7 separate regions of the Mus musculus genome follow, and all the other regions are linked to region 1. A link is a loop called in an ENCODE intact Hi-C map of the cell type or tissue named here. Cell type or tissue: left cerebral cortex. All regions are shown on one strand.

What was found. A loop is a pair of places that touch in the nucleus more often than their neighbours do. Peaks named below come from ENCODE experiments on the same cell type or tissue, not always from the same donor. Only the 100,000 strongest peaks of a DNase experiment are listed, where the experiment ranks them.
Region 2: a loop joins it to region 1, with 6 times the contacts of the local background. A loop is called at or near these places in 10 of 42 quality-filtered maps.
Region 3: it touches region 1 in a loop (2.1-fold over the local background); 5 of 42 quality-filtered maps call a loop at or near these places.
Region 4: it touches region 1 in a loop (2.0-fold over the local background); 4 of 42 quality-filtered maps call a loop at or near these places.
Region 5: a loop joins it to region 1, with 2.6 times the contacts of the local background. A loop is called at or near these places in 3 of 42 quality-filtered maps.
Region 6: it touches region 1 in a loop (2.3-fold over the local background); 2 of 42 quality-filtered maps call a loop at or near these places.
Region 7: it touches region 1 in a loop (2.9-fold over the local background); 6 of 42 quality-filtered maps call a loop at or near these places.

The regions. Positions count from the first base shown.
Region 1 is chr1:54,191,032-54,195,031 of GRCm38, forward strand. Hecw2 (HECT, C2 and WW domain containing E3 ubiquitin protein ligase 2) reads right to left here. Exons shown (of 29, transcript NM_001001883.3): 1 at 3,945-4,000. Among named protein-coding and RNA genes, the nearest start is that of Hecw2, 2.0 kb to the right of the region's middle. In left cerebral cortex, no CTCF peak of the experiment used is centred here; DNase peaks (open chromatin) are centred at 1,986, 2,405, 2,555 and 3,265; H3K4me3 peaks cover 2,563 bases; H3K27ac peaks cover 2,134 bases.
Region 2 is chr1:53,907,141-53,911,140 of GRCm38, forward strand. All of the region lies in intron 13 of Hecw2 (HECT, C2 and WW domain containing E3 ubiquitin protein ligase 2), which reads right to left. Among named protein-coding and RNA genes, the nearest start is that of Mir7681, 60 kb to the left of the region's middle. In left cerebral cortex, a CTCF peak has its summit at 2,141 (motif pointing right); a DNase peak (open chromatin) is centred at 2,159.
Region 3 is chr1:53,925,307-53,929,306 of GRCm38, forward strand. It overlaps Hecw2 (HECT, C2 and WW domain containing E3 ubiquitin protein ligase 2), which reads right to left. Exons shown (of 29, transcript NM_001001883.3): 8 at 1,759-1,859; 9 at 4-1,377. Among named protein-coding and RNA genes, the nearest start is that of Mir7681, 78 kb to the left of the region's middle. In left cerebral cortex, a CTCF peak has its summit at 2,499 (motif pointing left); a DNase peak (open chromatin) is centred at 2,484.
Region 4 is chr1:54,127,232-54,131,231 of GRCm38, forward strand. All of the region lies in intron 1 of Hecw2 (HECT, C2 and WW domain containing E3 ubiquitin protein ligase 2), which reads right to left. Among named protein-coding and RNA genes, the nearest start is that of Hecw2, 66 kb to the right of the region's middle. In left cerebral cortex, no CTCF peak of the experiment used is centred here; a DNase peak (open chromatin) is centred at 1,790; H3K27ac peaks cover 965 bases.
Region 5 is chr1:54,063,620-54,067,619 of GRCm38, forward strand. All of the region lies in intron 1 of Hecw2 (HECT, C2 and WW domain containing E3 ubiquitin protein ligase 2), which reads right to left. Among named protein-coding and RNA genes, the nearest start is that of Hecw2, 130 kb to the right of the region's middle. In left cerebral cortex, no CTCF peak of the experiment used is centred here; a DNase peak (open chromatin) is centred at 2,063; H3K27ac peaks cover 902 bases.
Region 6 is chr1:53,935,005-53,939,004 of GRCm38, forward strand. Hecw2 (HECT, C2 and WW domain containing E3 ubiquitin protein ligase 2) reads right to left here. Exons shown (of 29, transcript NM_001001883.3): 5 at 2,054-2,129. Among named protein-coding and RNA genes, the nearest start is that of Mir7681, 88 kb to the left of the region's middle. In left cerebral cortex, no CTCF peak of the experiment used is centred here; DNase peaks (open chromatin) are centred at 1,717 and 1,976.
Region 7 is chr1:54,117,530-54,121,529 of GRCm38, forward strand. All of the region lies in intron 1 of Hecw2 (HECT, C2 and WW domain containing E3 ubiquitin protein ligase 2), which reads right to left. Among named protein-coding and RNA genes, the nearest start is that of Hecw2, 76 kb to the right of the region's middle. In left cerebral cortex, no CTCF peak of the experiment used is centred here; DNase peaks (open chromatin) are centred at 1,211, 2,330 and 2,588; H3K27ac peaks cover 1,325 bases.

The sequences.
Region 1 (4,000 bases):
ACCATAATTAATACCTACTGTCCAGCACTACAAATGAACTGTTACATACATGTTTTTTTAGTAAAGGTCACAGAAGCAGTCACCACAAACTTCATATATACAAAGCCCAAACCCTCATTAGGTTTCCTGTACAATAAAATTCCACAGAATGTATAGATGCACCAAATAGTTTCTTATGTGCGTCCTGTGAAAAGCTGAGACCAAAACCCAACTGGAGACAGGAGAGAGGACAGAAAACAAAAGCTCTCCTATTGCCTTCTTGTCCAAACTACAAGAATGTGGAGTCAAGACTATACAGAAGCATTTGTGTTCTGGATTCTCTGTAAATACCCAAGAACTGTGTCTCACATTAAATGGTGAAGCAGGCACTCATGTGTGTGAGCACCATGTAAACATTCAATTTTCAAGCAAGTTTTGGTGCAACTGTCCTCCCAAATCACAGGTCATCCTAATTTGTGTCAGTCTTAAATAAAGGACAAGAGGTAATTCTTGTTGTCTCAAAGACAGTGATGGGGCTTTAGAACAATGGCAGACACTTTGTGACTTAGCACAGCTTCTCTTGACATATGTAAACAGAGCAAGCTACTTTATCGTCCCTACTATGTCTCTTTCCTTACATATTTTTCAGATTCAAATATTTTCTTACTGTATATTTAAGAAATAAAAGAATTGGGCTGGAGAGATGGCTCAGCCATTAAAGGCTAGGCTCATAACCAAAAATATAAGAAATAAAAGAATTAAATGTCATTGAGCAAGACTCAAAATGTGGTGTCAGCTAGGCATGGTGGTTCACACCTGTAATCCCAGTATTTTGGGGGATAAAGCAAAAGGAACTTGAATTCAAGGATAGCCTAGGCTATATAATGAGACCCTGTCTCAAACAAAGAATGAAAAGAACAGAGAGAAAAAGAAAGTGGAACCTGGGGTCAAGAGAGGGCTGCTGAATATAACCAAGACAGACTCCTTCATTTCAAGAGTGATCACATAATGACACTTTTAAAAGTTTGCAGTGACAAAATGGCACCATCATAGGCAAACCAGAAAGTCTGGTTACCTCTCTAACCTCTCTTTCACATCCTGATACAGTTTCTTGAGCCTTAAGAAGCAACCCTACCCCTGCAATAGCAACTAAACTTCATGCCTAGCAACAAAGTAACTTCAGTGCTAGCCCCTGCCCAATTCTAGCAGAGGTTCCCACCACCTCCTCTATTTCCAAGGAAACTGGCAGCAATTCGCTGCTGAGCACTACAAGCCAGCCAGAGTCCCAAGCCCCAAGCATGTTTTCTTTTAAAGAAGTAATTCATGACAGAAATGACCACCACATGAAGACACAGAAGTCAGACACAGACCTAATAGCAAGGATTTAAAGTATCAGATCATTGCACTGATGACCAAGTACACTCAATACCAGGCAGAGCCAAAAAGTCATCTCTCCTACAAAACACAGTCTCCAAGAAGGAAAGCCATTGTATCTATCCTCAACTACAGTAACAACTTGCTTGGATTTCTTTTTATTTGCTAAGGTCAGTGGTGTAAAAGTCTCAAAAGAGTAAGAATGCATGTTTTCCTCTTTAAGGCACACTGCCCAAGTTCTTCAGAGTTGAGTTTAAGCCTCTTGTACAACTTAATGAAACTCTACTTGATCACTAAGTTTAGTCTTGTGGCTGATAGATATCACTTTACTACAATATTTTCCCTCACATTCATGACAAAAGAAAACAAATTTTTTATCAAGTTGCAATCTAGAGCATGAAATGCCCACTAGCAATAGAAGCAGAAAACCTACAGCTAGATTACCAAATGTTCAAAATAATTTCAAGTTCCTCACTGACATCACAGTGCTTAACAAAGACCTCCTCCCAAGAGGCACCCTGACCTGTGACAGGGCCATAGAAAACCCAATGTCTAGAGCAGGTGAATCACTATGGAAGTAGAGGAACAGCCATAGATGAAAGTTTGGGCACCGTGCTAGAACACCTGCCAAGGAGATATGAAAGAAACAAACTCAGACTGATGCGGATGAAACTGAAGTCCCTGCAGCTGGGAGACATTATGAGTCCGAGGTGCCAAGTATATGCAAGGGCCAATAGAAATGGGACTGTTTTTTTTCCCAAAAAGTGGTAAGATACTTTTGCGTACAAAGGCATCTGTGTTGCTGTGACTGCTTAAACTGTCTTATCATAGCCGATGTAGAAATAAAACAAACAATTCAATGACAAGGTTTTAAACGTTAAAAAGAAAGAAATGGTTTAGGCTGCTGTATAACAAACGTCTCCTTTAAGAGGTCGAAATTATGTCTTTCTCGCCGTTCACCCACTCTGTTCCACCTCCCAATAATAAAGAGTACAATGCCCCTTTCTGCCTGGCTTCTCTTGTCTGCTAGGGACACCATCTGTCCCACACTATATAAACAATCTCTGCAGGAATCTTCTGATGACCAAACAGATTAGCAAGATCCAGGTCTTTACACCATTAATAATATCCCTATCCAATTAGGCCTCTTCTTCTCATAACTCCACACACAAACTTCAGAACTAAGCCTGCTTTGTTTGTAAGTAATGTGAGTAACATTTTAAAGATAACCTCTTGGCACATAAAGCCATCTGTTGGGGGAGGGGAAAGGGAGAGCCAGAGGCTGACTGACTCTCTAGGCAATAGAAGAAATGAGCCCTTCAGGGAATAGGAGAAACAGTAAAAAGAAAATCATATTTACAGGGCAAACAAATACACCGAATTTTTACAATTTCTAATAAAAGACTACTGGTTACTCTATTTTTTTTCCTAAATGACAAAATACCAAAACAAAAAAAAAAAAAAAACTATTCAAGAAAAGGGAAAAATAAGTTTTACACTTTGGCAAAGGCATACATACAAGAACTCCGAGTTTGCATGACTCTAGCAGAGCAAAGCAGAAATCTTATCCACAAAGGCTAAAGGCCGCGGTGAAGTTTGCCTCTTGTCCACCTCTGTCCATACGATCACCGACGCTGTCCTTTTCCAAGTTTATTATTGACCGAACCCTTATAACTCTACTCGTGAGCTCTCTGTGCTGACTCCAAAGACTCCCAACTCTCAAAGAAATAACTGTGCCTGTGACGGTGTTCCTAAAATTAATCATAATAAACGAAAGGCGGCTGAGCACCGCGAACGGAGAAGACCAGGCATAAGGAGCCAGACCTCTGCAGCTGCACGTCCTCCCAAACGTCTACGTCTAAATCTGCAGCCCGGGTTTGCTCCAGGCCCCAAGCTCCAGCAGAGGATGCTCACCACACATTCCAAACAGAAAGCAAACGCAGCCTCCTCCTCTCCCTCGAGTGATGCTCACGCGAGCCCCCAAGTCCCAGTTCCCGGGGATCACCGAATCAGCAGGCGCGTCCGGCGCTGGTGCCCGGCGCTTCAGGGGCAGAATGTCAAATGCATGACCGCACCAGGGCGCAAGGGAGCGAGACAAAGCCACCGCCCGCTACCTGCGGCGCGGGCGCGGGCCGCGAGCCGCGCACTCACCTGGGCAGGCGGGCTGCGGGTGGGGACCCGGTCGAGGCGGGAGCGCGCCCCGCAGTCGCCGCGAGCCGCCAGCGCGCGCCGCGGGGAAGGCGGGCGGCCGCGCGTCACGGAGCCCACCCTGCGCCCCGGGCCGGCGAGCGTCTCAGAGGCGGTCTTCGGCTCGCCTCTGAGCCGGCATGCTCACACGCCGCGACCCTCGGCGCTCCCGAGGCGGCTCCGTGCCGCCGCCCACCCGCGGTTACGCCGCGCGAGCCGCCGATTGTGTCGAGTCAGCGGCGGCGGCGGCGGGGACGCGCGGAGCCATGTCTCCCCGCGCTCGGGGCCCCAGGCGCCCGTTCTGCTCGCTCTCTAGGCGTCGTCCGCAAGCCGCACACCAGCTGCCCGCGTCCCTTCACCGTCACCTCCTCCCCCGCATCGCCACGGGTCCCCGGCCCGCTCACCTCCAGCCGCGCCGCCGCCGCCGCCGCCGCCTTGTCCGCTAGACGCCGGGGCAGCA
Region 2 (4,000 bases), 280 kb before region 1:
TACATAAAATTATGTTGTTATAGCTGCAACGACAAAAACACTTAATCTCGTTTGCCTCAATTTGGTCAACTGTGAGAAGGACTAATAATAAGCCTTCTAATTTTTTCATAACACAGTAAGACTCAAAACCAGTAGAATAAAGATTAAGAAATTGCTTTGAAGAGGTAAAGGCCATTATGAAATATATGATATATGTAATTAAAAGGCTGTATGGGGGATTCTCCCAATCTAGCTATGTTAGAACAGACAAATATAGTAGTAAAACTATTTTCTACTTTCAGCCTTTGAAGCTTGTGGGCTGGCTGCCCACTTTCTATTAACTGAGGGGGTCTCATTACCTGTCATTAACTATGTGCTAAGTTTTGCCTGTGTGAAACTCTGAGGACACACAGACCAGAGCACTCAAAAGCAGGAAGATGGTCCATTAGAGGGAGAATAACAAAAGTCACAAGGGCGAAGAACATGCTAGAACAAACTGGCAGAGGAAGCAAAGAGACACTATGCAAGTGGGTTCCGACTGACCGAGTGGGCCTTAGTGGTGTGGTGTGTGTGTGTGTGTGTGTGTGTGTGTGTGTGTGTGTGTGACTCTGGCAAGGCCCTGCTTTAAGACAAAAGAGGGCTCCTCATTTCCCCTCTGGGGGTTAGTGGTTCTAGTTAGGTAAATGGATCGATTTCTCGCCCAGAACAGTAGGCTAGAACACAGACACATTTCATGACCCAATCTCATGGCTCTGCATGGACAATCTCACTGGGATTCTGAAATGTGGAGTCCACTGAAGTGAACTGAGCAGGCAAACGTTACATGGAGAGCAGCACCTTTAAATGATTTCTGACCAACATAAAGTTTTGGTTTTTCATCATGGGAAGAAACACCCCTTTTAGCCATTTCCTTTGTACTCCAAGATTGCCTTTCCCATCCTCTCACCTTTCCCAGCCTCACGCTTCTGTGATGTCCACTTCCCAGTCAGAAATCAGGACTCCATGGCTGACTGAAGGGCTCCATTAGCAGAATTTTGCTAAAACTAATCCCCTTAGAGTTTAAATGTGTCATCTCTGGCTACTGTGTAAGGCTTTGGAAGTTTGAAACTAAGTTAAAGGGAACGCTTCTTTGGTTGTTTGGCAGCAAAATATGAACCGCTCAGTTCTTAGTATTCAACCACAGTGCAACTGTGGGCAACAATCTGACGCTTGATCAGTTGATGTTGAAGCTCCATGTGGTGGCCAAAGCTCCTGGAGTTCTGGATTTCGCCTAATTCTGCCAGTTTCAAAAATGCCACTAACTCCACCACTCCCAAACAACACCTTCAGCTCAGAAAATTTCCACCAAGCATTGGTGATCTGAATTTAGATTTGGAAGATAACCTCAGTGACTTGCTAGCAAATGCCTGTCATGTTTATAAAGAGCAAGTGTCACTGATGTTGTACATGACTCACTAAGCAAAACTTACTAATAACAAAAGCAAGAAATGCTGGTTCCAGAATAGGCCAGCTAGTAAATGGAAAGAGTCCTGTGTGCTACAGTCTGCATTCATACTATGCTTAATTAATTTGATTTTAGATCTTATAATTTTAAATTGTTTCACCAGGTTTTAAAGTGATTCACAATAACCCGGAGGAGAACTTACATTAGTAGAAACCCCTGTAAACTGGGTAACAGAAGTAACTCTTAATGCCTAAGAGTATGTTTAAGATGATATTTATAAACTTTAAAATAACTTTTCTTTATTAAGAACTAAGAAATTTAGATAAGGAATGCATTTCTTTTTTCTTTTTTTCTTTCTTTCTTTCCTTTTTTCTTTTTCTTTTTTGGTTTTTCGAGACAAGGTTTCTCTGTATAGTCCTGGCTGTCCTGAAACTCACTATGTAGACCAGGCTGGCCTCGAACTCAGAAATCCACCTGCCTCTGCCTCCCAAGTGCTGGGATTAAAGGCGGGCGCCACCACGCCTGGCTAGGAATGCATTTCTAAAGACCATTAAAAATCAGGGTAATAATTTTAGCATGTATGTTGAAAATATCATTCTGCTACATATAATTAAATGTGCTTATGTATAATGTAAGTTAGACAAACACAGGCATCTCAACTCTAAAACATTGGGCAGGAGTAACAAAATCCTGTGTTAATTTGGAGACAATTTTGATCTCTACCAGAAGAGGGCAGTAGAATCTGCGTGAAAGTTACCATAACACAAGGCAAAGCATGGAAACCTCTCAGTTTGCTTCATTGCTATGGAAACCGTATGTCTGTCTATGTTTGTTTCTCGGTACAGATTTTGCAGATTGCTGCTTTATGAGATAGGCTTTCCATGCTGACTTTTCAACACAACTTATTTTTCCAAACTGTTTTAATAAACAAGGAGAGTTTCAAATCTCAACACTTAATTTTGAGTGTTGAATATTTCCAATAACATAGATAAGGCTTTATGGAAACAGCTGTATACCACAAAGAATTCAATCGAAAACTAAGAAAATAAAAAGTAAATTAAAAATTCAGGAAAGTTTACTTTATAATATTTGCTGCTTATTCTCCAAATAAGAAAAACAAAATAACTGTATCTGTAAAAAGATTATGCCTATACATCCATACCTAAGACCTTAACGAAAATTCTAGAAACTTTAACGTGTACCAAATACAAGTCAGAAAATAAGACTTCCTAACCCACAGAATTTAAATTTTATAGACATGCATCTTTTTAACCAGTAATGAACACAGTTTGGGTAGAAGGAAGGAAAAGATAAAGTAAAAGCTAAGCTTTTAGAGAGGAGTATTTTAACTAGAGATGCGCTCTCCAGAGAAAGGAGTTTTAAAATCACACCCGAGTGTGGAACAGAGAAAGCTAGCACCTCATGAAAAGAGAGTGTGCAAGAAAGCCTGAGTTGAGCTGCTGTATGCCAGTGTCCAGGGCTTGCAGGCCTCAGCTTCTTCCAGGCATGCAAGGCTATGTTTACTTAATTACCTGAAGGACCACACAGACTCCTGGGACTCACTGCAGCCCTGTTAGACCAGAGCCTGCAAGTAACCCACAATCTGCATTTATCTGAAAAACAAAAACAAAAACAAACAAACAAACACCTGCCCAGTTAAAAACCACAGCTTTGAACCACAGCTCAGCAACTGGTTAATGATACTGCAGAGACAGGAGCTTGTAGCTGACAACCAAGGCACAGAAGTCAGAAGCCTACTGAGTGATGCCACTAGTAGTCTGAACTCACTGTGGGTTGGAAAGAATTCACACTGCAGGAAGTGGCAAATGAAAACCAGGGCTTGATTCCTTGTTCTGTGACCTGTCCAGACTATGGGCCAACTGTCTGACTACAAACAAGGTATTGCAAAAGCCCTCCCGGCACACAGATCTACATACTGGCCTTGTCTTACAATGTTTATTCACTGCCCCTTTACAGAGAAAGTTTTGTAAGCCAAAGAAACTGATAAAGATGACAGGCTAGCAAAACCTCACATCAAATTGAGCTGTTGCATCAGAAACAGCTCACAGATACAAAGTGAAGAAATGTATTTCCTGGCACAACTAAAAGGGCAATGGCCTCAGTGGCAGGAGTCTGGGGGTCCAACTCTCCTGTTTTACTGCTGTCAACACAAAGCACTCCTGTTCCAATATACTTGTACATTAATAAGGGTGGCAAAAAGCAATAAAATTGCATTACTGTTACTTGTAAAGCATGCACTATAATTCCTCTATATAGACAAATTTACTTTTTAAAAAATGCACAGATACATATACATGAATGCAGACAGCCTCCTCCCCCATACCATAGAATCTCATGTAACTCAGGCTGACCCCTGCTTGCTAGGAAACCAAAGGTGACCTTGAACTTGTGATTCCTTGCTTGCCTCTCTCTCTCCCTGGGCTTAGTTACAGGAATACATCATACTTAGTTCAACTGGGTAGGAACCCAGGGCTCTGGGCAGACCAAGTGAGCACTCAAACAAAATCTCTACTGATATGCACCGGTCCAAGGCGCTTCTTTGCCTAGTCAAAGGGC
Region 3 (4,000 bases), 270 kb before region 1:
TACCTCCAGTGGCGCCCTCCTCCTGGGCAGTGGCCCCTTCGCAGGCACCTTGGGCATCCCCAGCATCCCCATCTTCCTGGGGCTGGCTATCAGTGGCAGCAGCAGCAGGAGCAGCAGCGGCTGCTCCCTCAAGACTCCCCCTCCTCTGCCAGACTTCCCCTAGCTCCCCCTGCTCAGATAAAGCAGCAGCTTCAGCCGCTGACCCTTCCTCTTCCCTGCTGGGCACCTGCACAGCAGGTAAAGAACTAGGAGTGCAGACGGACTCCTGCGACCCCTCTGCGGGGCCACTGCTGGTGGGCTCAGCTGCACAGGCCCCATCTTCTTCCTCCTGAGAAGAAAAGGCGGGGGTTTCTGGAAATCGCGCACTCTCTAGAGATGAGCACCGTGTCTCCACGGAGGACAGCTGTGTAGTCACGCTCTCATTGCATGAGCTGTCTGCGCCTTCCGGGTCACTCTCCCCCTCAGGTCTGGTACTGGCCTCACTCACACTCTCTGTCCTTGCAGGGTCACTGGGTTCTGTCTCAGAGGACACCTGGGAAGGTTCAGATCCCTGGTCCAGGGACTCGGTCTCACTGGCAGCTCTGCGGCTCCCTCCAGATGTGTCAGAAGCTCCTGCATCTGCACCACTTGTGGGCTGATCTACTTCTTGAGAGCTACACAATTCAGTGCTACCCTGGTCTGCACTGGGTTGAGGCTCCAGGTTGGCTTCATTTTCATCAGGGGCTGTACTTGATGGCAAGGAGCCATCTGCAACCTCTGGAAGATTCTCCAGCCTCTCTTCTAAGGATGCAGTTTCATGTATAGAGGCATCCTCATTCTCCACAGGGTTGTCATCCTCTGGTTTGGTCTGAGATGTCAGGCTCCCATCATCAATTCTCGACGCCCTGCTGCACATGATCAAGCCTCCCTCCTCCTCCAAAGAAGATGGGTAGCCCAAGTCTTGCTGAAACTCATGGTCTTCTTCGTCTGAGTCAATATGAAGCATCGCATTGAGTCTTGTGTCAGTGGGAAAACTACTCCTCAGTTTAGGAGAGGCTCCCATGGACCGCTCAGAGGAGGAGGCTGCCCCTGGCCTGGCGGGGCCATTGTGTTCAATAGCATCTAAGTAATCATTGAGGGAATCCTGGCGGCCCCTGGGGGGTGAATTTCTAGAAGAAGTAGAGATCAAGTCCTCCGTGTCGATCTCCAGGGTAGAGCTAGTCCTGAAAGAATGCTTAGGGGTGCCATCAGCAACACTGTCCTCGGACACTGGCCCATTAGCACAGATAGTACTGTCATGATGGCTGCCTGGCATATCCTCCTCATCGGAAGGGCTGCCCAGGTCTCCATTCACAGTGTGGACTCCGAGGATGGTGCCGACAGCCTCTGGAGAAGCATCTGAGTGAGGAAGCAGCACTGGTGAGCATTCAATAGAAGACAGAAAGACCTACTGTCCTGAAACTAACAAGTTTGCTGAGTTCAGTCATCCCAAAGGTGACTCTGACGTGTCACTGGCTGCTAGAACTCACTACTCCTCACTAAATGAGTATCCCGTGTAACATCTGGCACAGGAGGTATAGGTTCGATCTCTGCAGACTACCTTCGTAACGCAAACGTAATTCTTGGAGCCGTTTTTTGCTAACCAGACTCTCCTAAGTGCTTTGGAAGCTGGCAGTCATTGGAAAGCCATTCCATTTCCAGCACTGGACACAGAATGATTCCATTTAAATGCCAACTATCAATGGACAGTGTGTGCTTATGCAGCAAGAGACACCTCACCTTCGTGAGCAGAAGATGTAACTTCCACTTTAAACTGGAGGTACCCACTCACGTGGTCAGCTGGGAGCCGTCTGCCAAGGTTGTAGCTGAGCATTTGGTCCCTGCAGGGGAAGAAACAGCCCTTCATCCCGAGTGTACCTTTGCCTTCTTCCCACAGGCCACCCCAGACCCACAGGCTGTCCCTTGAACATTTCAGAATTTGAAGTAAATACAGGCTGGAGCACAACGTGGCCCAGGGACAAAAAGAAAGTCACCTTATAGGAAACATTAAAGAAGAGAGAACAATATGAGAATATAAAACCAGGTTGATTCCAGACAGCAGCTCCTATTGTGAGTATGTGTGTGTGTGTGTATGTGTGTGTAAGTGTGTGTGCGCACGGGCTGACCTTACCTTCCTCATCTGCAAAATAAGGGACTAGAGATAATGCTCTCATTCCTGGGGAACCTACTGACTCTCAGGTACAAACCTCAGGTGTTCTGCAATGAGGGAGAGTACCGAATCCCATGTCTGGTGCTAGGCTTGATCACAACTGGCCTGCTGCTCATTTTTTGGCCTGCCTTCGTGGTGGTCTTAGGCTGTTGGCTGGCATAAGGATAGGATTATCCAGCTGTTTCAAGTCCATGTCTATTTTCCAGATTCAAATACAAGGAACTCCTATCCTGAGTCAGCTGATTGACAACTAATTACAGACAACCAAAAGGCTAATCAAGTCACACTATTTCTGCTCTCACGCTGCCCTCTACCGGCTCTTCTGGGAAGAGATGCCTCTGCACCACTACTTTATAGAGCCTTTAGTCAGCTTTGCAGCATCAACATATAGAGCTTTGTTTTGTAAACAAATATACATACATATATATGCGTGTGTATATATATATATATATATAAAATTTTATCAATTTGTAATTCATCTGAATTCATAAGTAAGTTCTTGAGACATATCTTTTTATGATGTTGATATTATTGTCCTAGACTGATGCTGTCCAACAGTTTGCTTTCCCACCTGAAGTGTTCACTGAAGAACATGTACACATTCCCGGGGCTCTAGGGATCTGTTCTCTTTACTTCCCTGGCCACCAGGGAGGAAGCACAAACCCTGTTTACTAGAGGAAGATATGAAGGTAAGTAGCTACCATAAGAAGAAGCTACTGGATGGCAGACTGGGGATGAGATACACGTTACCCCACTGAGGAAGCCCCTGTCAGGCATCCTCTGTACTACAAGCTCATCTGACACACAGTCTCCGTGATTCCAGGCTGCTTTGGGTGGTGTTCCTCTTACTGCCATTTTCTACTTGTGGGATACCTGAATGTCATGTTGCCATCAATACTCTTGCTGAACAGGGAGTTCAAACAGGTATTACACGCATATTACATCAGAATATTTGATAGAACTCCATAGCAGCTGCAATTGGTGCAATGACAGGGATGCACCTTTCCTATTCACCGCTGTATTCACACCATTCAGGGAGCCCCTGACATACAGAAGTGCTTGCACACTGGTGAGTATGCCCAGCAGCAAATCCCAAGGCCTAGCCTCTACTTTCTGACACCTAGTCATCTAATAAATCCATCATTTTCTTGTCAAAATAAAATGATTGCGTCTCCATTTTCTGCCAAAAACCACTAGTGATGCTAATGAGGGAAGATTTGCAAAAGCAATGTTTAAGGTAGAGAATGAGTGTTCTATAAGAGTTATAAGGAAAGGACTGTACACATCTGTTTTAGTTACTGTCTCATCTCCAATGCCCAACACAGTGCTTGACATTTAGTAGGCACTTAATGGATACATAATAACTAACTGCCAAACAAGAACCATTACGTGGAATAATTTTAACTGAGAAAAACATCCTCAATTCAACTCTCCCATATCACAGTTCAGAAAAGTGGCCTATGCCTCTTGGATCCTCCATGAAGAGTGTGTTCTGTACGGAGTGTGGGTCCCGGTTCTCCTCCTGAGTTTGTCCAGCCCATCCAGACTCAAGCTGCTTCCTGCTATGATGTATCATTACGAAGAATATGCTATACATTACTACTATTATAAAAAACAAACAACAAAAGACTTTCTCTAGATGCCCGAGGCATTCTCCCACTAATTGGAGAAAATGATAACCATAGGACCGTGACAAGTCTTTTGGAAAGGAAGCTGGCCATGCCATGGAAAATTTTACGGTTAAACAAATGCTTTAAAAAAAGATTAGGAAGTGTAGATTATCCCATAAAGCCCTGCCCTGGACACTATCAC
Region 4 (4,000 bases), 64 kb before region 1:
ATCACGTGGAGACTTTCTTTACAACCTCAGGCACCACATGGGAGCTCACGCTCTGTGAAGGCCACTGGAAACCTCAAGGGAACGTCCCTGGAGAGTCCAATCTTAGCCAAGGGTGAATAATTTAAAATAGTATTCTATATTAAAGCAAAAATATTTATTACACACAGGATATATTACATCTGATTGAAATTTTGTAAACTGATGCATTTCAGAGAAACATTAAACCTGCAGGAAAATTTCAACCCTGAACAATGCGAGTCCACTTCGAGAAGTAGTTCAGTATAGGGGAGGGGCTCAACACGCACTGGAAAGTTTCATTAATGGAAAAATTTACACAAAGTACTTTTTCCCTTCTGGTTCTGGCATGACTCTTAACACAGTGGTTCTCAACCTTCCTAATGCTGCCTCCTTGTATGCAGTTCTTCTTGTTGTGGTGACCCCTTACCATAAAATTGCTATTTTGTAACTGTAATTTTGTTACTGCTATGGATCGTAATGTAAACATCTGATATGCAGGATTTCTGATATGTGACCCATGAGAGTGACTTGACTCTAAAGGGATCACAACGCACAGGCTGAGAACCACTGCTCTAACCGTACCAAATCCCTTAGACCAATAACAGCATCTTCAGTACTAACCTCCCACACCATTCCCAGCTCCATGTTACCACGACTGCAGTGATGGACGGGAGTTTTACCAGCAGGGTAGAGCACTTGGTTTCAAATTTCTACCAAGTAGGAAATTGTTGGAAATGACCAGTTTCACTTTGCCTGGTCCACTAATCTTCAGAGTCTACGGGAACCCTAGTCATATGTTATGTGTAACTAACAATCTGAAGGTTGACACTGGTCAACTTTGGTGAGCTTTCCAACTTGTTTGCAGACACAATTTTTCTAAGAACTGCTGCCAATATGGCTGGCGAGTACCTTTGTAAAATATAACAAATGATTATTAAACGATTGTATGAACTATATTAAGTGATTTTTTTATGGCCTGGTTGAAACTGGATAAATAGTCATGTAAATTAATGCTCAAAGACATGACAAGTATCTGGTCTCCTATTTGAGAATTTTAGCATGTTAAAAAAATATGGAAGGAAGGGCCAGAGAGGTGTTTCAGCAGGTGACTGTGCTTGCTATATAAACTAAGTCTGACTCCCAGAACTCACATGGTAAAGAGAGCCCCAGCTCCTGAAAAGCTGTTCCCTAACCTCACACAGACACCATTGTGTGCACACACGGGCACGCACACACACACACACACACACACGTATGATCAGGATTCCTTACACCTTTGTTTACGGAGACTGTAAATAGTTGCTTTACCAGAAGCTACGTTCAATAAATGCAGTCTACATTTCCCAAAACATGTCTTTAATAGACTCGATTCTATAAATGCAGAGATCCTGCCAAACAAGTAATTAACTACTAAGTTAATACTAGTGCCTACATTTTCGGAAATGTAGTGGGTGCAGCCCACAGCTACCAAAAGTTATTAGATTTTTCAAAGTCAGTGCTGAAGGCTTGTTGGCCAAAGCCTTGGGGCTACAACCCCAATATCTCAGAATTAATACCCAGGCTCTAGAACACGATGCTCCCTCAAAATAGGCAACAAAACAAAACATAAAAGAAGGCTTTTCTATTGTACAAGTCCCAGGCATTGTCTGAGCGTCACTGTTCATTGTTCTATCTGCTCTCCGTCAGAGCAGTTACAATTGCGTGATCAGGCCTGGTTCTTTTCCTAATTCCAACACTGTGAGAGATTCCACATCCCTCCAGCTTCCCACCCTCCAGCACTGAGTTCACTATTTAAAAGTTTGACTCAACATCTTAGGCATGCATGAATGGCAGCAGCCAGGCATCCAAGCATTCTGTGGCTTCCTCTCCCTTTTCTGTTTTAGTGAAATACCTCCTAAACTGTCAAGTGATACTTCATTTATCTGATAGGGAGCTGCGGTTACCCAGAAGAAGGGGAAAAAGGAAGTTAACCAATGAGAGTGATTCTGGCCATGCCTCTCTTGCATCATGTCCTCAGAGGCTCAGAAACAAAGGGAAAGAGGGTGGGGGTTCTAACCACACATAGAAACCACAGCATATGGAATCAATGCTCCTGTACTGGATTCAACTGTAGCATTTACATCAGTGGTACACTCTGGTAATTTCTGAGCAGAGCCATCCAGCTCAAAGGACTGGTGGCTATGGTGGCCCATCCCTAGTAATGGCAAAAGTGATTAGAAATGGACCTTTAGGGGACTGTCACAGCACATGCGTGGAAGAAAATAGATAAAATATATGCTAGTGCCTCCCCTCTCGTTTTGACGAATGACTCAATTTTGTTTGGTAACAGAAATTCAAATGCATGGCTAGACATACACTTAAAGACATTTAGTAACACTGACTAGTCAAGGTGCAGTCTGGGCATTCTGTACTCATTGTCTTTGTCACTGTGGACCAGTTGCAACCTATCTGCACCTTTTTTCCTTACATGTTGAACAGGAAATCCTCATCATTCCAAGCTCAAAAGGCCATGAATAATTAACTGGAAAGCATACTGGGGAATATACATAAATAATAACAATTGTTAAAAATATACACCTAGCGCTCAGAGACAGAGAGCGTCGCATCAGTGACCTCTGGACATCAGATCTCAGGGTCTCAGGTCAAGACCACCAATAAACCGCACAAACCAAGTCCCACTCATAGACCTCGTTTCTGCTCAGCCTTTACCAAACTGGACTGACTATTCTGTCTGTGCATTTAAATCTCTCTATGTATTTTAATTTTAATTTAGAGGTTAACATTTTACATTAGAAGTTTTCACATAAAAGTTCAAGACTCTTGGAAAAGAAAAAAAAACAGTTGATTTAAAAATAATAAATTTATACTTACCAATAGCAATACTTGTCTGGATTTGGACGACTTACTCCATCCTTCAGAGGAGCATGTGGACATGCAGTCCCTCTAACCAACGACTAAGCATACTTACTTGCCTAGCTGTCCTGTTCTAAACAAGCTCTAGTTAACTTTGCAACCGTCATGAAATACATTGAGGGACATTTGAAGTTCTTACATTTTACACAAAGTTCTGAAGTTCAGGCCTGTCTACCAGCAGATGGTTAGTTAAAATAGTTAATTCCTGTTTCCTTCATTCTGTGTAGTAGACAAGCGTCCCTACACAGTCCAAGCTGTCATAGTCGGTCTCAGGGAAGTTCCACCAGAGCCGCCTGGTCACCAGCCTTCCACCTTGCCTGCCTTATTCATTCGTGTTATTAAAATCAGAGTCAACTTTCTATATGCCAAACACAGGTCCCTTCTTTCAAGAGTCTTATGTTTACTTTTGGATAAAGCCAACATATAGTGTGGTTTGGAGAACTACCTTTTAATATACTTTAAAATATAGTTAGAGAGACCACAGGTAGGATTAGACTAGATAGATGGTAGCTAAATATAAAACAGGAAGATGGTGGCTATCATACATACATACAAAGGATGGTTGGTAAATAGCTTGAGTGAGGCAGAGAGAGAGTGTGTGTGTGTGTCTATGTGTTAAGAGCTCAAAAATCCCTAACCAGGAGCCAATCCGTTTGAATTGGATGGATTCAGGCTTCTATGCCCAGGCCTGTCAGGCTTCTGTAACCCAGAACTGCCATACCCAACCCTGACTATTGCACAGGAAAGAAACTTCCATACACTCTGAGCTGTTGTCATCTGTACTCTCTTTGCTTCACGCTCATGCTTACCACAATATTCTTTATACTGTTCTTGCATCTGCCAGGAACTCCCAGTCTCCCATCCTTCACATCGCCAGCTTCTGCATCAGTTTCACTTCCAGCAAAAGAATAGCCCTCTCCTCAAGACCATGTTCCAGTCCCCTTGATGACAAGCGAACCTGTCTGGAACTTCAGGCTATCATTTGATGTACCCGGGATTAGTTAGTAAAAGGCATGCCAAAAATAGTTTTTCATTAGTCAAATGGATAATCAAAATAAAAGAGCAATGG
Region 5 (4,000 bases), 130 kb before region 1:
AATGGACTCCAAAGAAGAGAGCAATGGGCTTTAAAGGAGTATATTGGAAAACATATATGGTAGATACCCATATACCTTTAATCCTAGCACTCAAAAGACAGAAGCAGGAGGATTGCCTGAAGTTCTAGTGTAGCCTGTGCTATAGTATAAGGTCCTATCTGAAAAACAGAAAAAAAAGAAAAAAATTAGGAATTAAGTTCTAGATTTCAGCTATGGCATAATCTCTCTCAATATCTCTCTCTCTCTCTCTCTCTCTCTCTCTCTCTCTCTCTCTTTCTCTCTCTCTCTCTCCCTTTCTTTCATTTATACTAGATACCAAATAAAAGCTGTCATGAATACATACTACTTACCTACATCCTCTGCCCTATACATAACAGACAGATTGTGAATTAACATACTTGGTATTTACATGCCATTTAGGGAAAATTTTTTGTAGCTCATGGGGTTTAAAACTGACTGACAATTACTTTTCTCCTCTGGTAGAATGCATGGTACCTTCCAGCACTATAAAAGCCAGCACTATGTGTACGCCTCCTAGGTCAGCATCAACTTGATTTCTCCATGCTCTATGACGCATGTATGTGAGCTACAATAATTGGATATGTAGCCTTCTGCCACATATCCAAGAGCATTGGTTAGCAATTGTATAGCAAAGCACTGGCAAGACAAGACATGTCTACTGGCGCAACACTGACACCACCATTATGGGAGTGACCAACCACTTTCTGAATGGATTTAAGGAAGTCCTGCTCCACAGATGAAATTTATGTCTAACACCATTTGGGGACAAGAACCAATGGCTAGAAATATCACAGATCATAGGTGAAAACCACAACTATTCTGCTAACTGAGCACAGGATTAAACCAACTCCTAATGACTTATACCCACAGGCTAATGCATCACTCAATTGTTTTCAGTAGATGATGATCAACACCGAGATCCCCAACTAGCCAAGGTGCAGAAAGACTGCAGAATATTCAACCTTAAATGGAACATGCATACTGTACCCCTTCCTCCACAGGACCATGGGAACCACTGTGGAAAAGGAAGCAGAGGGAGTATAAGAGCTAGAGGATGTGTTTGGCTGTAGGGAAACAGTGTCTTCTAGACCCAGCATGACAGGTGCACATATGACCTCACAGTAGTTATGACAGCCCAACCTGGACCAAATCCCAACATGGACAGTAGATATGGCACAAAGTTCCACCAATACTACAGAAGCTATTTGCCATTGTTAGCTGCTGAGGGAGGAGGGCTGGCTTTCTCTAAGATTGTATCCCCAGACAAACCAGCCATGCTTTAGCAGAAGGCCACATATCCAAGAGCATTGGTAGCAAGCGCTGGCCTTGAAGGAGGGAAAGCAAGACTCAGTGTTCAGTGGAAAGGGAAAGGGGAGACGAATGAGATAAGAATTGGATTGAGGAGGGTAAATATGATCAGAGCATGCTGCAGGTCTCAAAGAACTAAAAACTGTGTTCTTATTGATAGTATGCAAAATTAAAACAAAACAAAACAAACCCAAAAAACTATGAAACTGTTCTCCCAAGTTTCCTATATCAAAGCCAGGTGTAGGCGTGCAAGTAATCCCAGCAATAGGGAGTCTGAGGCAGGAGAATGAAGAATTTAAAGACACGACAGGCAGTGGTGGTGCACATCTTTAATCCCAGCACTTTGGAAGCCGGGGCAGGTGGATTTCTGAGTTTGAGGCCAGCCTTGTCTACAGAGTGAGCTCCAAGACAGCCAGGGCTACACAAAGAAACCCTGTCTTGAAAAAAAAAAAGATTTTAAAGACAGTCTGGGCTACAGCATGTCAAACAACCAATAAATGAATAAGAAGAGAAAAATAAAAAAATAAATCCTTTGAAAACTCAATGCAGGGACAGGATATAGTCTAGGAACTGAGTGCCACTCTCTACTGCAAGTGCAAAATTAACATTCTCCTGCTTAACAAAATCTGCTTCCAGCTATTGATACTCATTTTGGAACAGACAGGACATATTTAGAAAATGGCACACCACCAGAAAATGTGGGTTGGAGTGTAGGATTTTTGCCTAATACAATGTGGCTAGAATGTTTTATAAAGCCAGAAAAGAAATCTGTTTCCCAAACCATTTAGGTTAGAATACAGCCCTCCAATGAAACAACTCGTGAGGGAGAGTAGCATCAGCTCACTATGAATAGCTATTCACAGAACCAGCACTTTCAAACACAGCCTTCTAGGGCCCCATGGTACAGCATTTGAGTAGCATTTTTGAGCCCAAGGCTTGATCCACAGGGTAGGAAACAAACAAACAGAAAAAAACCAAACATCAAATATAACCAGTACGCTAGTGATATTGGTTACTGCCAATTACATTCACAAGTATATTTTTATCAAATGCTTCATGAAGCATCATAAAATTAATTTACCATTGGTGAAAAATAAGTATTTAAATATACCTCTCGATAAAAATGAGATGCCTATTACTAACAATATGCAGAAAATGTATGAAGTGCACATCCACCAGCTACATAAAGTCTGGCAGAGGCAGAAAAAGTGGGCGAATACTACAAATGTCATCAAGTACAAATTAAAGGAAATTGCTGTATTTATTAGACCACTGTACATTTTTTAATGATAGCATGTTTCCAGACTATATTAAAAAGTACTACACACACACACACACACACATCCCTGAAAGGGAAATGCTGTGCAAGCACGGGCAGGTGAATTCAGCTCACCAACCAAAGGCCAGGGAACACGGCAAGCGTTTGTAACCACAGGACTGGAGGGTGGAGACAGGCAGATCCCAGGAGCCCTCTGCCCAGCCTCAAAAGTGAATCTCAGGGTCACTGAGAGACCCTGTCTCAGGGAAGGGAAGAAGGGAGAAAGCAACAGAGGAAGATTCTCAAAGTCCTCTGCCCCCATCATGCACACATGTATACAAACACTTCAAAAATATTCACTTGCCTTTTGTTTCTTTGGTTTTTTTGTTGTTTTAGTTTTTTTTTTTTTTTAAGAAACATTTACTTGTTCGAAAGAACAGTTTCAGGTGAAAATCATAAGCAGAGAAGAGAAGGAAGGAAGATAGGAAAAAAGGGAATGGAGATGAAGAAGATGAGAGGAAGAGGAAGTTTGGAGGCAAAAGGGGAAAAGTGGAAAGAGACTCATGTCACTAAAAGTTCTAGGGCGGGTCTCAGAGCTGAACCAGATTTGCCTCCATGTCCCATCTATGCTTCTCTCTCGATGGTCCTCCCTTCTGACAGCTCTTACCTTGGTGATGGCTGCACATGTGCTAGCAGCTGCAGCTTCCATCTTCCTGACCTTAACTTCCGTGAAAAGATCATCTCTTCCTTAAGAACTGCACAAAGGTGGCCCGGGTGCAAACCCACTGGCTATAACTGGCTCTTGTGGGTTAGTGTTATCTACAAACACATCACCGTACCCAAGAGGACCAAGCACACACCAAGTGGGTCACATGCCCCCTCACTCCTGGCATGGCAGGAAGGGCAGCTTCAAAAGAACAGGTGGGTGCTGCCACAGAAGAGCAGTGCTAGACAGCAGAGATCAACCAATAGTGCGGAGTCTACACATCTTCAATATAAACCCTGCACGTAAGGCTTAGCGAACTCCTCAGAAGAGACTGAAGAGTCTGCTGAGACTGCCTCTCCAAGAAATGACAAGAAAGGTATACCCATTACACCCCAACAATTTGACTGCTTAAACAAGACCTGAACACTGACAAGCTCAGTCGCCCTATTACATCACAAGGGGAAAGCTACTGGAATCCTATCCCTAAACAAAGAACTACAGGAAACTAATTATGGAGAGAGGGAGAGTCAGTCTCTTCCAGGGAAGAGCCTCCTAGTTGGTTATTCCATGCAAAATATTCAGCCTGGAAACTGTATACACACATAAACAACAAAAGCTTAACTCAGTAGGTTGTATACAGCCATTTATGTGATGGTGTGTGTGTGTGTGTGTGTGTGTGTGTGTGTGTGTGTGTGTGTGTGTAACAA
Region 6 (4,000 bases), 260 kb before region 1:
AGGATTTTGTCACCAGATTAACGACACGGTGAAGAAGGTGTCAAAGTTAGACTGCTTGATGCTGACTCTCGCCCGTGAGACACTGCACAGATGAATGGATCTTCATCAATGCAGGTGATAAACTGAGGATTTGTAATTGGGCGATGCACCCCCTGAATTCATCTCATCTCTGTTCTTGCTTCTATTTTCCTTTGTTTCGTTGTTCATAAGTAATCCACAACACATAACAAAGCAAAGAAGAACTCCAAGTAACAAAGGCATGCATGCTAAATACCCCAGGTTCAGCCTTATTATAAGATTAAAGGCGTTAATCAAGACACAATTTTGCTGAAACTGTGCAGTTCAATTCTCGGTCCCCTTCCTTATTCTTAGATAGTCAGGTATAGTGCATTTGCAGGCAGCCATTCTAGTAGGTCAATGCTCTCAGACAAATATTGTCACCCACTGTCAGTCTACAATCACTTTAATCGATTTAGAATTGATGTTATAGAATTCTGCTCATCTCCTATGATTTTTACCCATTCCTGCCCACTCAGCAAATGTCTATCTAGTGAAGAAAAACATATCACAGGCAGCCAGCTTCTATCTGCACAGAGGCGGGATACTACCAAAGTATCTAAAGACAGACTCACTGATGTCCTAGAGCTTATTGCTTATTTTGAGGAAGATGTCCTGTGATTTTACTTTCCAGAAAGTAATTATCCTGCAGTGAGTTAACAGCACTCCTTCGAATTCAAAATCAATATGTGACTGCCAAGTTAAAAATGATACACAGCAACCCAACACATCATCCAATAGCTCTAACCTAAGAAATGGAAAGAGTATAGTCAACACTCAAGGGGCTAACTGTTCCCTTTTATCACCAGAGGCTTCGGTGCCTATACCTTCCCTAAAACGTCCCAGGTCTAAAGCACAACATGTCTTCAGGAAGCAATGTTGGTGCTAGGCAAATGCTACCATAAATGAAGGTACTTTAAAGCATCTTGCCCAGATACTTTGAAAAACCAAAGATCCCAAACAAAATATATTTATTGGCCTAATCTGAACCATAAGCCACCCACCAGGTGACAGCTTCTGAAATTCATCAGGAAGGTGAAGGAAGGAAAGAAATGAAGCCTTTGAATGAACAGCCCACAGGAAGTGAAACATCACTAAACAAAAAGACCACACCCAGCGATGGGTGGATGTGCCCAGTCTGGACAGTGACTATTGCGGCTCGGCTGGTGGGTGGAGGTGGATGCTCTCACAGTCTCTCTGTTTAGATATAGAGCCTCATTATTTAAGCAGTGACGAGAAGAGTCTCACTTGAATTTCAGATGTGCTACACCTACAAGAAGTTTCTTTACAGAGTCAGGTAAACTTCAGGCTTTGTATAACTATCACCCAGTTATCCACTCAGATTCAAGCACTGGCTTTCTTAGAACATTCGTGGTTGTATAACCATGTTCCAACTCATTCCTTTTTTTTTTTCCCAACTCATTCTTGATAGTTCAGTGGTTTTCAAAATTTTTTGACAGTGCCTATGTACAAAATAAACTTCACCTTTTTGTGTTGCAGCCCAGTGCACCCAAATATTGATATGTATACTTTTTGTCTCAAAAATATCAGTTTGTGTAAGCTGTGTCTTATCAAGATATTTCCCCTTTGGTAGTAAGCCTCACTTACTTCTATGCTAGTTTCAACTCAGTCAACTTCACAAACCACAAAACAAAACTCAGCCTGAAACTGCGCTGTACCTGGATGGTTTGGGCACAAGCTGGTGGCATGTTTCGTCAAACAGGAAACCATTATCGTTTTACTTGTTAAATTTATCTTTTTAATTTCATGAAAACGCTCACAGTCCTTCCTTCAAGAGAAAACCTGGTAGAAAGAGTACTTTCTAAACATAACAATCATCTAATTTTATCACAGTAAGATATATTTGACTTTCCAGAAGTATGACCAAAAGAACTCAAAATAAGCTAGCGTGCAGACCATATGAGACGTAGAGAATGATGGTGTCCTGCATTGAAGCTGCACACCCTCAGACTGGAGGCCACAGCCAGACACCTACCTGACAATGTGAAGCTGACGAGTTTCCTAGAGTGCAGGCTTCCTGAAGCACCTCCTTCCATGCCTTCGGCCCCCATCTGAGGAGAAAAATGTGTGTGAAATTTCATACTGTTATCTAATGGTCCAGGGACCCTCATCTGTTTGGACTTAACAATGAGTTTTTTTTCTAATGCATTATAATACATGTCTTCAATTTTTCAAATTTTAGAACAGATATGAAAATATTGGTTCCAAAATATAGTTCAAAGGTTCATATTTAATCTTTATCCCATTAAAAATATGAACTTTGAAATCTTTCTTAATATAATCAATCTACTTTACCGTGTGTTCTGTCTTTGAGTATAGTTTTGCATGGTACACATTCCTATAATCAAGTGCTCAGGGGGATGAGACAGCGGAAGAATCATAAGTTTGAGACCAACTCTTTCTGTTCTTTTCTCTTTCCCTCTCTAGTGTGTGTGTGTTTATGTGTGCGTGTGTGCATGTGCGTGCGTGTGCATGTATGTCACTTATGTTGATGGTGGCAGTGTTTCTGTTACATTTGAGACAAGGTCTTGGTCTGTAGTTCAAGCTGGCCTGCTTCATTTGGAGAGACTCCCGACCTTTGAGATGAGATCACTCTTGATCTCACCTCAACCAAATTTCTCAACTGCCATCATCCCCCAATTCCGGGCCATTTTGGCCTGTGTTCAGCCGTAATTTTTCTTATGTTGGTTTGGGAAAGGTCACTGTATCCTCCACCTGCTCTCTACAAAGCCCAAAATTTCATTTAGCCTTGAACCCAAGATCTTCTTCCTTTTTACTCTCAAGTGTTGGGATTATTAGAAAGTGCCACCATGCTTGGTTGGATATACTTGATGCAAAATGAATATATTTATATTACTACTGAAACTAAACATTAAATTCCTTCATATTTAATAAGAAAGCCAGGAGTAAGTACTTGACTTTTGTCAGATTCATTAATATGTGCCAAGTCTTCCTCCCTTACTTCATATCTCTGAGTATTCACATAGGCATCCTACCCGTGTTCAGGCTTCTGCTGTATTGTAGTGTAGGCATTTGGCTATTGGAGCTAGCCGTAACATGACCATGTAATGCTACCGTACAAATCATCTTTTCTTAAAAACTTTTTAATAAATTGAATCTTATATGAAGCCAGTAATTTAAAGACCACAAAGCAAATCTAGATCTTTCTCTCAGTTTCTGTACAATTAGTGCACAATTTATGATTTCTAAGAATAAAGTTCTTCATGGTACTCTGTCAAAAGAAGTGCATAGTACAAGAGACAGAATTGAAACAGAGTCGATTCTGAATATATAGAAAATGAAATCACACACAGAATTTAATTATGAAATTCATATTAAATCCTACCAAGTTTTCTTCCCAAACCAAGCTTATGTGAGCCCTCAGCTTAATCAGGCCTGACCTGAGGCTTCTGTCTCCTACTTGGTAGATTATAAAAATTCTACATCTTTTAGCTAGTGGACACCCCTCTGCTCAGTGTGCCATCACTCTTGACATGACATCAAATTCCTCATCTCTCACCAGGCTCAAGCTGCCATCTGGTCACCTGGGCTGCCTTTGGCAAAAGTTATGTTTAAGTTAGTTTATCAAGAGTTACTGTATCCCCTTGGCCCCTTTAGTAATTTTTCATCCACCGACTCTGCATCTTGGACATAAATCCTCACTTTCCTATCTTATGTCTGAATTGATCCATTTCTATTTGCAGATTTCTCTTCCTCCATGGCACCAATTTCTGGGTAAAATCTGGTTTTATCCATAATTTTCTCATTTGCACCACAGTCCAATGCTGGGTGTCTCTGGTTTGATACTTCTTTGTCTTTGATGTACCCACAGGTAAACCTTATACAGCATCATAGGTGACCATCACTGATACAAGTCAAGATGTAATGCACACTTCTACAGTCTTCCTGTGCCTCCTACACC
Region 7 (4,000 bases), 74 kb before region 1:
TGGAAGGAGGAAGAGAACTGGGTAGGAGAGGAGATGGGGAGGAGAACAGAGTGGGAGGAACAGGTTCAAGAGGCAGATGACACAGAAATCGTTGTGTGTGGGGGACATCTCTAGGAAATGGTAGAGACCTGGGATGGGGGAAGTTCCAGGGAGTCTATGGGGGGTGATTCTAGCTGAGATTCCTAGTAGTGGGAGATATGGAACCTAACGTAGACACCTCCTGTGGCCAGGAAGGATCCCCAGTGGAGGGATAAGGACACCAACCAACCATTCAACCTTCAACCCAAAATGTAGTCTGCCTACAAGATGTGCAGGGACAAAGGTGAAGCAGACTCTAAGGGAATGGCCAACCAATCACTGGCCCAACTTGAAACCCATCCCATGGGCAAGAACCAGCCCCTGACACTATTAATGATACTGTTATGCCGGCCGACAGGAGCCAAGTGAGTATATTTTATTCCAAACAACCAATTGCAAATTGCATGTTAACATTACACCTAAGCAAAAAACTCACAATTAGAAAAGAAGGCCCTGAGGAGTGTTCCTCCCACAGGAGAAAGACCTTTATCTTAGTAGGGAAAGTCAACTCACTGTTTCTTGGCCCATCATCAGATGGTTTAAAACAGTCCACTGAAGAGTTTGTACAGACAATCTTCTCCTATGATGCAATCATGCCTTTTTGGTAACAATAAGCCCTGGAAGCCTGCTTTGTTTTTTAAAACTGTCATAGGAAACTCTGTGATAGGCGACTGTGTTGTAGTGTTTGCTTTTGCTATTTCTACAGTTTATGTATGGGGTAAATAACTGGGCCGGTTTATGCAGGTATTTTTACCCCCCTGCAAGGGCTCTGAAAGAATGCGGCTTTCTGAACCATGGAAAGAGGCATACACAGTAGGACTTTACATTTTTCCAGTTCACTCTCTTGACCTACTTTTACCAACTGCCTTTCTACCCCTTCACCACATCAGCACCTGAGAGAAAAGAACCATCATCAACGGGGGCTGCTCGTGCGTGTCCATGCATGTCTAGGCACACTCAAGACAAGCAAACTGAGTATTTCCACCCTGGGCCTCAGCTAAAATATGAGCCACTAAACATTTTCTTCAAGATCACGATTTCAGAGCTGGCAAAAGCAAGCTGCTGGATTCTCCCTGGAACTCATGGGCTGGGAAGGCTGACTTTCAAAGTTCTTGGACTATAAAAAGCTCCAGTGTTCGCAGAGAGTTCTGTGTAGGACGAGGAGGTGGGGGTATAATAAGAAAGAACAGTATTTTGGTCCTTTGGCAGATTTAATTCCTTCATCCCAGCCTCCCACGGAGACTTGTAAGGATGCACAAATCCTGCCAGAATGCCCCCAGCCTTCTGGTCTTGTATCTCTGCCTGCTGCTCTGGCCCTGAAGCCTTCAAAATAAAGGGTGGGCACTCTCCTCCCACCCCCCTTATTACCTTCCTTATTCCTGAAGAGAACTCCATTAATTCCTACAGGATTTTTTCTTCTGAATATTCCACCTTGAACATTCAAAATAACCACAATTACTACCCTGTAATGCATATTTCTAACAAATTCAAGACAAAAATAAATCAGGGAATGCTTAAATAAGCCTCTGGCTCAAATGCATGAAAATAAATAATGGTTTCAATGAGACTGTGGGGTTTTTTTTTCCTTTAATATATGGCATTAATTGTTATACTTCATAATAAAAAGATACTTTCCACCCCTCAAAAATAATAAAAAGCATTTTTGTTTTTATATCTATTTTCCACAAATATGAGTATTATTATAAGTAAACTTTTTAAACAACTATTATTTTTGTATTATATGATCAAAAACCCAAAAGAGCTTCTGGACAAACAATCTTAATTATTGTGCAGCACTGGTTTTAATTAGGAATATGAAACTAATTTAGCCCTGGTAGTTTTCCTCTCCGAGTCCTACCCACAAGTGTTTAGCAGGGATGACTTTAAGGGCTCCTCCCTCCCTCTCTTGGAAGCCTATAGAAATTAGACTTTGTGTTTAATCGATGATGATGATGATGGTGCACAGTAAATAAATTATTCTTGGAATGCTAAATTACTAAACATAAAACCACAAGCATTACAGAGATAATAAATAAACTTAAGAAAACATTAATCAGTATTTTCATCTATGTTTCTGGAATCATTAAAATAGAAATGACTGTGAATGAAGATTGAGCAATGTGTTGCCAGGCAGAGATGCAAATTAATCCACACTCCACCCTTAAGCCCCTGCACTGCTCATGCCATTCACACAGCAAACACCAGAGCCTCCCAGATACCACACTCACATTCTGGGAACAAAGCAGAGCTGGGCCATATTCTGGCTCACGTGGTGCCTTAAACAAGTAAGCGCATACCTGCATGCTAGGCATGACTGAAGAGACAAACAGAACTGAAAGAGTATTTCAGAACAAGGGAGATCCCAAAGGCAATAACTGGATTATTGCAATGTTAGTATCACATTAGAAAACTGTGTGGTCCAAGGCAGGGCTATTAGAGACAGGCAGGCAGGCAGGCAAGGCTGATAATACAAAGAAGTTTCTAGAGAGTCAGAAGAGAACTGGGGGAGGAGGAGTTGAGGAAAGGTAAGGGAAAACGCACCACTCAGAACAAGCGTCAGCTTCAGCTTCCGCGACCATGGCAACAAGGGTTATGACACCCCGAGAGAGGCAACCTGAGGGATTCTCTTTTCAATACTGTCCCTCCCAACGGGAATAAAATACACTCGCAAAATATTTTAATCACAAAGTTTATGAAAACAACTAATGAAACTGTTTGCCAGCCCTGTGTGAGAAGTGGGCACTGTGAAACCTGGAAAACTGCATGATGGAAGAACAACACATAGGAATGGCATCCTGTAGAGCTAAACATTCGGGGTTTTCCTTGTTTGTCTGTCAATCAGTTGTAGAAGAGACTTAGCAGTTAAGAGCACAGGCTGCTCTTTCAGAAGAGCTTGGTTCCTAGCACCCAATCAGACAGCTCACAACCACCTAGACCTCCAACCCCAGCATGAGCTGACTCCACGGGCCCCTGTGGGTACCTGCATGCACGTGCACATACCTCTAACAGACATGCAACATACACATAACTAAAAATGACTTGAAAAATCTAAAAGAAGTAAAACATTTGGACGTTTCTCCTTTCACATGGAATACTCCAGGTTTTTAGGACTGGAGGAAGCATAGAGCAAGCTTGATCCATACTCCTTCGCATTCCTCCTTTAGTATTTCATATTAGTTAGCAAGATACAAAGGATGACTCTTCACAACTAAGCCTATAACCTGGTTTGATTTTTCCAGTGTACCCCTAACAAGAGATTTCAAACCAAGAAAACCACAGCACAATCCACTCCACTATTGCACTTTATTCTCTCCTGAGGAAAAAAATCTGTATACCTTAGGCATGATTGACTTCAAAGAAATGACCCACATGAATTCCTGATGCCCAAGGGGGTCAGAAGAAGTGAGCCGATCCCCAGGAGCTGTAGTTAAAAAGTGGTTCTGAGCCAGTATGTAGGTGCTGGGAATTGAACCCAGGTCCTGTGTGAGAGCATCAAGGGCTTCCAACTACTGAGCTGTCTCTCTAGTCCTAATGATGGTCTGTTTCCTAATCTCCTATATTTTGTATATAAGTTTTGCTGTCTTGAACCACAGATTTACCACAGTCATAGTGGCAATGACAAATATTTTCTAGTGATCTACAGAGAAGTCAGAAACTATTTATTGCATGCTCAGCACATTCCACCTCCCAATTCTCCTTGGTTCCTACTAGTGAGAAAATACTCCCACAATTAGAATACAATGAACACAATGCAAAGCAGTATATAGCTAAACATGTAACTGCAGAAAGAAGCAAACAATGAGAAGCCTCAAGTCTGGCGAGGCCCAGTATAACTGTGAGGGATTTGGACAGACCCAGAAAAGAGAATAACAGTCCAGAGCAGAGGGAGAGAGTGAGTCATGATGACCCACATTAGGTCAAC